2 separate regions of the Homo sapiens genome follow, and region 2 is linked to region 1. The links are chromatin contacts, found by Hi-C or POLR2A ChIA-PET in ENCODE. All regions are on one chromosome and are shown on one strand. The core of a region is the stretch at or near the end of the contact, and the rest is flanking DNA. Distances in the headings are between cores, read along the strand shown. Region 1 has its middle 8.3 kb from the start of ANKRD1. Region 2 holds the start of LOC107984252 (a long non-coding RNA gene).

Region 1 (6,133 bases), core at 731-3,230:
ATGGTGCTATGAATATGGGTGTGCAAATATCTGTTCAAGACTCTGCTTTCAATTCTTTTGGGTATACACCCAGAAGCGGAATTGTTGGATTTTAAGAATATCTGTCTCTTTCTTTCTTTCTCTCTTTCTCTTTTTCTTTCTTTTTAAAGATGGAGTCTCGCACTGTTGCCCAGGAGGGAATGCAGTGGTGCGATCTCGACTCACTGCAAGCTCCACCTCCCGGATTCACGCCATTCTTCTGCCTCAGCCTCTCGAGTAGCTGGGGCTACAGGCACCTGCCACCACGCCCGGCTATTTTTTTGTATTTTTAGTAGAGTTGGGGTTTCACCGTGTTAGCCAGGATGGTCTCGATCTCTTGATCTTGTGATTCACCTGCCTCAGCCTCCCAAAGTGCTGGCATTACAGGCGTGAGCCGCCGCACCCGGCCATTATCTGTCTTTCAAAAGAGGCATTTAACTCATTCATATTTATTGATTTGGGTATATTCTGGCCACTTTCATATTTTATACTTATTTATTTACTGACATGTTCAGCAAATATTTTCTCCACATTTTTGTTGTTTCTCTGATGCAGGGTCTTTGAAAATTACAGATGAGTTGTGGTTGTAACCATGGTGATGAGGAATAACAGAAATACAGTTTTTGATGCCATGTCTTGAAAAAAGCATATTTGTCTTGAAGTTAACAGTGTCAGAAGTTGGTAAAGCCTCTTAGTAGTGATTGCCAAAGGGGTCACGCTTAGTTGTAAAGGCATTTAACTGCAACAAAGGTGCTGTGGACTTGGAGTCATTCTGGACTTTGAATTGGCAACCCTCACCCCCCAAGATACACACACATACATGCACACACACACACTTGCTATGAGACCTTGACTATTTAACCTCCACACTCACTGGTTTCCTCATTTGTATAAATGCCAGAGTGACTGAGGGGATTAACTGGAGCAACATGGGAAAGCACTCTCCACAATTCTAGGCTTATTGCAGTGTCTTAACAATGTCTGCATAAAAATAACACATCTCTCTTGGTTTGTGGTTTGTTTCCTTTTCAGAACTGGGGTCTGGTTGGTATGCAGGAAAAGAAGGCATGTGAGCTATGTTATCTGCTTGTCATCACAAGAGTAACAAAGTGGCAGGCCATGGATTGAAACACATCCGGAGCATTGGGGTGGGCCTTGGAATTCCACAGTGAAGACTCCTAGATAAGGAAATGCCAAGGGTGGGGGCTGCTGAAAGCACTGGCTTCCGCTGGGCAGCCACAAGGTTCTTTTGGGAAGGCGGATGAGGAGGGAATGTGGCTTCCAGAGCCACCAAATAAGGAAGGACATCATCTTTCTCCACTTCATCCAAGTGTGAATGTCAGCAACCAGAGTCACTTACTCCACGCCTTCTCACTACCCACTAAATGTGATATTGGAAGGACCTAGGACAAGCGCTGAGCAAAGTGGCACAGTCAGGAAATTCTTATGGACAAATCAAACATTCCTTTAATTTTTCAATATGATTTCTAACCTCTATTTTTTTTCCTTTTCCTTCTTTTACCATACAGAACTTATCTGGAAAAGAGGACAGCTGTCTTTTGAAGGCAGGAGTTGCTTTAAACATCCCCAAGCTCTTGTAATCACAGCCCCGCCGCCCCTGCCCAGTGAGATTTGTCCAGGGTGGTGGGTCTGATCTGTAACTAACCCAAACTGATTCCCTGGGGAGCCATTCAGTTGTGCCTCCAGAAGTCATTTCCTTGCCAAACATTCCTTTTCAGGGAGAGGACCTTTTCATCCCCTGGTAAACAATCCCCAGCCTGCACAGAGCAGAGAAGGGTGCCTGTCCCTCTCCTCATTCTCCACTTAGTCCTGAGCTGATTCCAACCCCAGAGGCGTCAGTCTGCTCTATAAATTCCTTTGTGAAACCTGAGAGCCTTGGCTCTGAAGGAGAGCAAAGATCTTGGAGGGGTTACAGTTCCCCTCCTCCCTAAAAGATCTGCTTGTGTTGGCAGCAAAAGAGTATGTTTTTGCAAACAGGCTCTTCCCTTTCTTATGAGAATTCAGTTTAGAAGCACTGCCAGGCTCCTTCTCAGTGGGAATAAGATCACCTCCCTTGCAGGTCTGCACTGGAAAGAGATGACATGCCTGAGGGGATTATTCTAGCTAAAAGACTCTGAGCCTCTTTCTCAACCAGTCACTATTAGAAGGGGCATGGTTGCCAGGAGGCAAGGAGAGCTAACAAGTCCTCAGCCCTGAGGTGCGTAGGCCAGCTCTTTAGTTTCAATCACTGTGGTTTTTAAAATCGGGGGATGGAAGGGAGGAAGGTAGGAGGGAAGGAAGGAAGAGAAGAAAGAAGGGTGAGAGGAAGCAAAGAGGGAGGAAAGAAGAAAAGAGACATTGAAAGAAAGTGAGAAAAGAAAGATAAAAAGAAAAAGAGGAGAAAATAAAGAAACCTTCGGTTCATTGGCCTTCAGCTGGACCATGACCTCGCACACCCACCCTGGTACCCTCCTCCTCCTCCATCAGCCTCCCAGAGCATTTGTGCTTCATTCATATTTTAGCCATTTCTTAATATACATGTTTCCTTAACCCTGGAATTTGGAAATGAGATAATAAATCATCAACTAGTAGAATCTTAGAAAACTCGTCTTTTCAAAAACAGTATATTATTTTGGTGCCATTAAAGAAAATCAAATGAAGAAAGCAGTCAGCTCTTGCCTAATTGTAAGACCTTCAATCTCACCATTTGCATCATAATATTAAGTGGGTTCTAATGGATCTCATAATCCCTGAGGTTTCACATATATTCAAGCTTTCCCTTGTATACATAGGATGGCTGAACCAGTGCGAGCTGACGGATGCCTACATTTTTATACTCTCATCAGAAACATCTCCATGCCATTTCCAGATCGATCGTGGTGGGTGGGGACATGGGTAAGACATTCTGGCTGGGTGAGTCTTCTCTACCTAATCTTCTGCCCAGCTGCCTGCACCAAAAGCAGGTGCAGCTGAGAGGGCACTGTCCACAGGAGCCTTATTCTGTAGCATTCCTGTGGCTCTAGGGAAGCCTCTGAAAAACACTGATGTCAGGGTGGTGTGCCAGCAGACTTGCCCACTTCTTGGCTTCTGTCCCTTCCCTCCCTCTGACCCCATGCTGGGGCCACCTCCTTTTTTGCTTTCCGTTTAAACACGTTTTTACTGAGTGCCTACTATGTGCTGGGGACTGCTCTCAGCACTTGGTCTACATCAGTGGGAGAAACAAACATCTCTTGCTTCGTGAAACTTACGTGCTAGGGTGTCTGTTTTACTAAAATGTTTTATTCATGTTTAAATTTTGAGATATACAGAAAGTTGAATGAATAGTAGAATGAGCACTGTCACCTAGATTCGCTAATTGTTAATATTTTACAGTTGTACTCTCTCTCATCTTTCTCTCTTTCTACACACATGCATACCTCTTTTGCTGAACCATTTGAAAGCATCATAGGTCATTCCTACATACTTCAGAATACATCTCCTAACAATAAGGACATTCTCCTCCATTACCACAAAACCATCATCATGCATAAGAAAATCATCACTCAGTTAATAATATTGTCTAAAATACCTTCCATACTTCTCCAGTTGTCCTCAAAATGTATTTTACAGCTTTTGTGTCTTGAATTACAGGATCCCACCAAGGTTCATGCTCTTTCTTCTCTTTTAATCAAAGAGAGAACAATTCCTCACTTCTTTTTTGTTTTGTTTTTCTAGTCATTTACCTTTTTGAAGAGCCCAAGATAGTTGCCCTGTTGAATGTCCTACATTCTGAATTTGTCTGAAATTGGATTCAGGGTAAAATTTTTGGTAAGAACATAAGTGATGGTGTGTACGGTATTTCTTGTTGCAGCACTTCAGGAAATGGATAATGTCAAGTTGTCCCACAGGAACAGACTAAACAAACGTATTGAATGAGTAAGATAATACATATGTATAGAACCTCTTCAGGTGTCATTTGCTCCAGTGTGTACAGTTACAGAACTGGACTAGACGATGTGAAAGCCCTTCTAATGGTCCAAAAGCCTATGTTCTGAAGAGCTTAACAATACCCAGTTATGAAAATGGTTTTGATCCAGTGGATGAAGGTAGTTCAAGTAATGGCAGTTCAAGTAATGGCAGTTCAATGGCAGTAATTTCACCTTTTAGCTTTTTTCCCTTTGACTAGCAAAAGTCATCGGAAAAAATGCTCAATACGTGTTTTTGGTGATGATCATTCCTGAAGCTAGAATGAGACAAACAGACTAAGCTGCCCAGCTGTAAGTAAGCCACAAGAAACTGTATTGCAGTAAGATTTTTAAATATGAGGATAACGACAAAGGGAGGTTTTAGTTTTTAAAGTAATAGGGTTCTACCTGCCTAACTCTGGCCCTTCCTGGTCAGGGAGTGGACTCAATGACCACTCAGTGTGTTACTGGCCCTAAATTTCTCTGATTCCCAAGGAATCCATAGTGAAGATATTCTGTGGCATTTGCCCTTTATTAGGAAACTCCAAACTACACCAAGAAAATATTTTTTTCGGTACTTCTTCTTGAAGTCAGAAATTGCATTTTAAAAATAATTTTCCTCTGCTTTAATAAATGGCTAAAAAGGTTAATGGATTTTCTATCTATGTTTGCAGTCACAGAAGCACTTATCTCTCATTCCAAGTAGATGTTCTATGTAATTGGGTGTGAAGTAATTCCAAAGTTGCATCAAAATCTTTTCAGAGCGTTACTATGACAATCAAACTTCCTTTTAAAAAATCATCTCAACGCAAACTCTCCATCATCCCACCGTCCATTGAGTGAAATTTAATCTCATGAAGTAAATTTGGCTTTTGAGAAAGTTGAGGGGTGGGAGGGGAACCATTATGCATTCACATTTTAACTGATTCTCCCACTCACACCCATTCTTCTTGAGGTTGTAATAGACAGGCCAGTTGTCCTTATCACAATCCCAGAATGTTGATTGTTAGAGGCTCTGCCTTCCTAATGTTCTGGGAACCAGTGTAGGGGGCCTAAACAAGAACCCATTATTTGGGGAAATAAGAATGTAATAGAAAGTCACTGAGATCCCTTCCTGGACACTTATCACTACCTTTTCTATGGGGACAGATGTCAGCCTAGGCAAGAGCTTGGGCAGGGATTCTCAGAAGGGGAAGAAAGAGGATGAGGCCTTATAAAAATCTCTGCGGTCTTAGAAGGTTTGAAGAGGCATAATCAAAATTACCACTACTTTTATTTCATCTTGACCCCAAGTTGATCTTCTTGAAATTTCTATCCATGTAACAGAGAGTGTGAAATTTTTATGTTTATCAAGTGGGAGAATGTCTTAAAGATAGTGGAAATATCCTGGGCTAGTGAAAGCTTTATGGACCGTTTCCTCTTTTAGAGGCATTGGAGAATCAACTTCACTGTCCGCACGTGATGCTGCAGTTATGAATGTTTATTTCTACCTTTTGATTCAGTGACTTTGAGACCTCAGTAAAACTTTAGGGCCCTAGAAATCATTTTGTTCTCAGCTCTCCTTTTATAACTTCAGGATTTGAGATGGTAAGAGGTGAGAGGACTTGCTCCAGTGAACACAGGGCAAAGCCAGGATTTAGAGGTAAGCCTCCTGATTCTTCATCCCATCCCCACCAGACCCACAAAACTACTGTCTCGCCTCACTCTTCTTGATTTGTGGCAGAAGAAGCATGTTATATTGTCTGTAGTTTTTGTTAAATACTTCAGTAAAACTGTGTGAATGCCGTGAGGGCAGAGTCGTGTGTCTCTTGAGAGCATAAGTATATCTCAGCTCTAGAAAAATGCCTGACACAAAGTAGAGCTAAATAAATATTAAATGAGTAGGCCAGGCACAGTGGCTCATGCCTGTGATCCCAGCACTTTGGGAGGTCAAGGCGGGAGGATCACTTGAGGCCAGGAGTTCAAGACCAGCCTGGCCAACATGGCAAAACCACATCTCTACCAAAAATACAAAAATTAGCTGGGCATGGTGGCATGCACCTGTAGTCCCAGCTGCTCAGGAGGCTGAGGCAAGAGAATTGCTTGAACCCGTGAGACAGAGGTTGCAGTGAGCCAAGATCGTGCCACCGTACTCCAGCCTGGACAACAGAGCAAGCCTCTGTCTCAAAACA
Region 2 (6,517 bases), core at 1,610-4,109, 39 kb before region 1:
TGCTAGAAACCCAGCTTCCAAAATTGCATCCAGAGGGTCAAGTGTTATTAGGGACTTTATAGACTTTTCCATCTCAGTAGGAACAGAAAACTTTTATTACATATACTTCCGTGTGATTATCACATGTCCAACTCCGGTGTGTTTTCCAACACTTTATGTAAGCAAGCAGGGGCTGCCTGAACTGTCCTTCAACTCCACAGGGCCTGCTTGTATGCTAGTCACTCAGTGGTGACAGTCATAAGATTAAAGCAAACAAACAAACAAATGAAAAATGTTCTATCTCAGCCAGATTGTAGGCAGGAAGGCTCTTTTAACTCAGAGAGGGATTTCTTCTAGGAAAACTAGATGGGAAGCCCACTCCCCTCATAAGAAAGAGAAAGACAAACAACCTTTGTTTTTTTTTTTTTTTTTTTGAGACGGAGTCTCACTGTCGCCCAGGCCGGAGTGCAGTGGCGCGATCTCTGCTCACTGCAAGCTCCCCCTCCCAGGTTCACGCCATTCTCCTGCCTCAGCCTCCTGAGTAGCTGGGACTACAGGCGCCCGCCACCACGCCCGGCTAATTTTTTTTTTTTTTTTTTTTTTTTTTTTTTTGGATTTTCAGTAGAGACGGGGTTTCACCATGTTAGCCAGGATGGTCTCAATCTCCTGACCTCGTGATCCGCCCTCCTCAGCCTCCCAAAGTGCTGGGATTACAAGCGTGAGCCACCGCGCCCGGCCAACAAACAACCTTTTCTTTGCTTGAGATGTGGTTTTCTGGAATCAGAGTAAGAGTAAAAAATGGCTTCAATAGACAAAGATTCCTGTCAACTAATTGCCATAGAATATAAGACTTAGATCAGCTGCTCAAAGCAAATGAATTTTTAAGTGGCTTTATGGCCCTAAAGCATTCGGTCACCTAGGGGTACAGCCTTGTATGAGTCTATTCTTGCATTGCTATAAAAAGATATCTGAGACTGGGTGATTTATAAAGAAAAGAGGTGTAATTGGCTTACAGTTCTGCAAGCTGTACAGGATGCAGAGCGGCTTGTCAGGAGGACTCAGGAAATTTTCAATCACGGTGGAAGGTGAAAGAGAAGCAGGCACATCTTAGATGGCCGCAGCAAGAGCAAGATAGAGAGCAGGGAGGTGCTACACGCCTTTTTTTTTTTTTTTTTTTTTTTTTTTTTTTTTTTTTTTGAGACGGAGTCTTTCTGTCACCCAGGCTGGAGTGCAATGGCGCCATCTCTGTTCACTGCAAGCTCCGCCTTCCGGGTTCACGCCATTCTCCTGCCTCAGCCTCCCGAGTAGCTGGGACTACAGGCGCCAGCCTCCACGCCTGGCTAATTTTTTGTATTTCTAGTAGAGACGGGGTTTCACCGTGGTCTGGATCTCCTGCCCTCGTGATCCGCCCGCCTCGGCCCCCAAAGTGCTGGGATTACAGGCGTGAGCCAACGCGCCTGGCCCGCTACAAGCTTTTAAACAACCAGATTTTATGAGCACTCACTCATTATCATGAGAGCAGCACAAAGCGGGAAATCTGCCTCCACGATCCAGTCGCCTCCCACCAGGCCCTTCCTCCAACATTGGAGATTACAATTCAACATGGGATTTGGGCAGGGACACAGATCCAAACCATATCAAGCCTGCACTCATTTATCCTGCAGGTGTCACCTTTGTTCTGACTAACCATTCTAGCAGTGACTACACAAGTGGCCTGCATCATTTCCCGACTTTAAAACTGCTCTCATTAAACTGTGCTTTGGTGTTTTGTCATCAGGATGTTATAAGAAACAATCCCATGAAATCCATTAATTCATTGTCACATTTATTGTAGGAATATGGTTGAGGGTGTGAATCACCATTTTACACAGCATCTTCCTTACAAGCAGCCCAAGGTAGAATTTTTTTTCAAGTATCATAATCGGGAATATAGTTTTATTTCTTCTGAGCATCTGGGTGAGTTTTAATCTTGTGGACACTCTGGCCAACATGACTAAGCAGCTTTTGCCCTGTACTGATGGCTGTGAAGTTTGAGTAGACGGATCAGCCTGTACCAGCAAGTATCCTGGAATTCATGGCAAACATTTTTGTGAATGTGTGCTCACTTGACTACTAGCTTCATTTTTTTCTTCACTATTTTTTTTTCACCCTACTTTTCTCATATACTGAATTAATCAGGACCTTCAGCCAGGTCAGAAACTCAACATAATTGAAAAAAAAAAAAGAGAGAGAATCTATGATATCTACTAAGAAATCCCAGGAATCAATCTAGCTTCAGCCATGGCTGGATCTGGGAACTAAAAAACAAACAAAATGAAAAAATCTCACATTTCAGCTATAAGCTGTCTCTCTCTCCATCTCAGAGCTCTTCTCTCTTCTGTGTTGACTCCATTCTCAGATTCCTGCCTCCCTGCCCGGGGGCTCTGGCAGCACCAGGCTATTGTCCTACAGTTAGAAGTGCCAGCGGAGGCCGGGTGTAGTGGCTCGCACCTGTAATCCCAGCACTTTGGGAGGCCAAGGAGGGCAGATTACGTGAGGTCAGGAGTTTGAGACCAGTCTGGGCAACATGATGAAACCCCATCTCTACTAAAAATACAAAAATTAACCACGTGTGGTGATGGTGCATTTCTGTAGTCCCAGCTACTCAGGAGGCTGACACATGAGAATTGCTTGAATCCAGGAGGCGGAGGCTACAGTGAGCTGAGATCGAGCCACTGTACTCCAGCTTGGGGGACAGAGGGAGGATCTGTCTCAAAAAAAAAAAAAAAAGTTCCAGTGGAAGAAGAGCTTCTCTTTCCCCATCATTTTGACAAAGTCCCCAGGATTGAGTTTCTGTGAGTCACTTGGCCAAGCCACTGCGACCAGATGGATGGAATTTACCGATAGGGCAGGTGTGGATTACATGCCTTCACTCAGAGCTTGTGATGAAATGGTACCAGTTCCACCTGAGAGGTAGATCATTTCCCCAGAGAAAATAATAAGGGTAAAATGGATATGAGGCAGGCAAAACCACAACCCACCGTGTCCATTTACATTCAATTTTAACTTTTAAACTGAAGCATATACACTTTTATAAGCCCCTTATAAACTTTTTAGAACAAAGTGAACCATTGAAAAATAAATGGGAAATCAAATCGTAATTTGTCAGTTGCTTACGGAGAATAAAATCAGAACAAAGGAATTTGTGTGTATGGTTCAAGTATTTTATGGCTTTGGGCTCTTAAGGGCTGAATCATCTGTCAGTGCAACTAGGAACAGATAAATCACATCTGTGGGTCAGCCCTGGAGACAAATTGCAGGTGCTTGCTTCCTGCACTTTCCTTTTATACAGCTACTGTTGTCCAGCTATTCTGACCCCTCTTGGTTATGATAATACTATTCACTCTGTGCTGTTTCAGACAAGCCAATGTTGCTAGAATTCCTGGGCCTTGCTGCTTCAGACCTGAAAGGCAATCTGTCTTTTATTTGTCTTTGTATATATTTTGTCACATCAATCACGGACTGAATTTATATTTAACTCCGAGAGCTTGAGGGGTAGGGAGGATGCTGTTGAACCAATTAAACACTTACAATGGAGACGAAAGATTACTCTTTTCTTTTTACAAATGTTGTATGCCAGAGGCAAGTTGGAAGGTTGAATGCCCTTAGTTGCTAGTGGTGATAGGGCAGGCTTTGCCACCAATTGGCTAGCAGTCTAAGATAGGGAGTGGTAGAAATGAATAAAACAATTACACTGGATTTGTGCTGTACTCTCAGAATATAGGAAAGTGTCACTCGAGCAGTTTCTCTAGAAATCATGAAGAAGGCAGTGTAATTAACATTCAGATTCAACTATCTGCTAATATCTTCACAGTGTCTCAGGGGACAAACATTTCTTGGACTCCTATAGAAGGATACTGCTAGAATTAACATTAGCACTTGTATTTCATTGTTACGAGGTTGGCTGGATCTTTACTCTTCTCTGCCTCCTTTCCTCCACCTGGGAAGGGGAGAAATTAGGGATAACAGGATTCCTCATTGTCAGTTAACACCAGAGAGCTTCACGATAACCCTGAGCATGGAAGGGACAAACAGTCCCTGAGCTCCATAAGTCCAGAGTTATTATTTCACAAGAATGAGGACCAAAGTTCTGTTCAGATGGGAATAGGATCTGCTCACATAGGCTACTGGGGTATTACCAGAAGAAAACAAGTCCTCTTACTGGTGAATAGTGTCAGATTTTAAAATATTAAGGAGGAAGCTAACGGTAACCTGAAATGGAAGTCTGTCTTTTCTGTCCCTCTACCTTCACTCCGTTCTCATTCAGCCGCATCCTCTCCCCTCATCCATGGAAACCAGAACTCATGCTCCCAACCTCACCTTCTACTCTGCAAGATCAGCATGGATTGGCCAGAAGAAAGAGAGAGCTGGGGAGAGGGAGGCATCCACCATGAGGCCCCAGGTCCCCGCAGGCTGTAAGGACTGCAAGGTGATTAGAGGATGGGGGGACCAGAAGGACAAGGCATGGATAACTCTCTTCTTCATCACATCCTTGCTTATCACTGCTTGTTCTACTTGGGATCTTTTTTGGTTTTCTTTTTTTAGGGACAGGGTCTCACTCAATCACCAGGCTGGAGTGCAGTGGTGTAATCATAGCTCACTGCAGCTTTGAACTTTTGAGCTCAAGTGATCCTCCCCACACAGCCTCCTGAGTAGCCTGGGACTACAGGCACACACTACCACAGCAGGCTAATGGTTTTGTTTTTATTTTTATAGAGACCGAGTCTCTTATTCTCCTCAGGCTGATTTCAAACTCCTGGTCTCAAGCAATCCTCCCGCCTCAGCCTCTGGAAGTGCTGGGATTTCAGGTGTGAGCCACTACACCCAGCCTTTAGTTGGGACCTTTAAGGCAACTAACTGAAAGTTTTAGAAAAGAACTACATAGCTTCTTTGATGTCCAATATGGGTTTGTTTTAGGAAAATGGGGCACGGGCATCGAATGAGCATCAGCAGCTCCCTTCCTGTGTCTCGGTAGAAACAGGATCCAGGAAGCCAGGATTGTCTGTCCAGAAAATAGCTCTGTTCCAACAGTTTCTACTTCCCAAATGGCTCCCTAGAGTCACATGGTGTGGGAGAGAAGAGGAAAGATGGCTAAGTAGTTTGCTGCATGTCTACCTGTCTGGTCCCATAATGAATTGAACCTTCCTTAAGGAAAAGCTCATTTCTTGTTTGTCCTTCCTGTCTCCCCTCAGGTGGTAACCAGATTCAATATCTTGCCCAGTGAGACTTTGCAATAAATGATTATTAATATTTATGCCAAAATCAAAAAATAACATTTATTGAGCACAGTCTCCCAGATTGGCTTTATGCTAATGGTGGTAGAAGATACAGGACAAAGTATTATAGGTGAGAAATACTGCTCTTAAAGAGTTAAAAAATATAACAAAAATAACAAATCGCATAGACATAAAAAGAAAGCTAACAATTTAAGTCTTTACAGTGAGAAAAGCTTAGAGAGATTCAGTCACATACACAAGGCATATAGATGGTAAGTGATGAAACAAGGATTCTAGCACTCTCCAAAACATCAAAACATTTAGCCAAGGAAGGCAGTAGGGAAGGGATTCTGGGGCATTAACCAAATAGCTCCAGGAAAAAGGTTTCTGAAAAATTAGCATCAAACCTGGACTAGGGTCTGATCTTCTAACTCCTGGTCCAAATTATTGTGAGATCTGGAAATTATTTTTTTTAAGCCAAAGATGTCTGAGTAATAGGCCAAGGTTGACTTTTTCTTATTGAGCTAGCTCTTTCTCAATACTCACCATGGTTAGCAGGTCTTCACACTGTCATTAGTTCTGGCTGACTCTCTTAAATGATGTCTTTAAGTCAACAGGTCAACTGTCTTCAGAAACATGATGAATGAGGGACACAGGAGGCTTCATGCCTGGTTTAAAACTTTCAGGGAGTTGACAGTTTTCAATCAACTTCTCTCTTGTTATCCAAATCTTTATTGGTTTGTTTGTTTTTCTTCCTGGTGATCCTAAGGCACCCAAAATTTAAGCTTCTTAGGCATCCCACAGCAGCTAAGTCTATTAAAACCAGAACCACAAGTAACTAAAACCCAAGACTCAGTGTTGTTAGGGAAAAGCCTCACTGAGAGAGCTGCACTTTGCAGCAGACTTTTTCATCAGTTTGTCCACTCTGCCCACACCCCCTCTTCATAAGAGGGAAGCAGATATGTAGAGATAAGAGGCCATGTGCCTGGGTCGCTGGCAAGAGGGATGTCCTGGTGGCCCAGCTGCTGATGCCAGTGCCCATGGGGCCTGCTGTCCTGTCTGCCCTTGGGTTCCACTTTTCGTCTTAAGATCATTTTAATGGTCCTGAACACAGACATCATTGCTCTTTATCCATTTGTCACTAGAGTCCTTTATTACATTTTGTGAGTTTTCATTTACATCTTTGCTGTACCGCTCTAGGTTTATGAGTTTACTTACCTAATTGGAGTAGTTACTTGGTTTTGCTTTCATGTAATCAGAACAAAATACATTTGGCTTATCCA

The links. A loop is a pair of places that touch in the nucleus more often than their neighbours do. ChIA-PET counts read pairs that join two places held with the same protein, here RNA polymerase II (POLR2A). Pooled maps may share reads with other maps.
Region 2: a map of PC-9 shows a loop between it and region 1 (9-fold over the local background). The contact joins two enhancer-like sites. A Hi-C loop is called at or near these places in 27 of 168 maps with a recorded cell type or tissue (Caco-2, HepG2, MCF 10A and 14 more) and 19 of 50 pooled maps. POLR2A ChIA-PET finds 5 or more read pairs at or near these places in 11 of 52 experiments (AG04449, AG04450, BJ and 8 more).

Annotation. Positions count from the first base shown.
Region 1 is chr10:90,926,303-90,932,435 of GRCh38, reverse strand. No RefSeq gene overlaps it. Among named protein-coding and RNA genes, the nearest start is that of ANKRD1, 8.3 kb to the right of the region's middle. RefSeq lists an enhancer at 1,519-2,172. Within about 2 kb of position 1,980, at least 19 of the 41 ENCODE cell types and tissues checked have a DNase peak (open chromatin) inside an H3K27ac peak, as active enhancers do; they include PC-3, PC-9, gastrocnemius medialis and 1 more, where a contact is called at or near this core.
Region 2 is chr10:90,965,618-90,972,134 of GRCh38, reverse strand. The region is part of intron 3 of XLOC_008559 (a long non-coding RNA gene); the gene reads right to left. LOC107984252 (a long non-coding RNA gene) reads right to left here and starts at 6,113. Exons shown (of 3, transcript XR_001747547.2): 1 at 5,781-6,113. Within about 2 kb of position 2,859, at least 6 of the 41 ENCODE cell types and tissues checked have a DNase peak (open chromatin) inside an H3K27ac peak, as active enhancers do; they include PC-3, PC-9, gastrocnemius medialis and 1 more, where a contact is called at or near this core.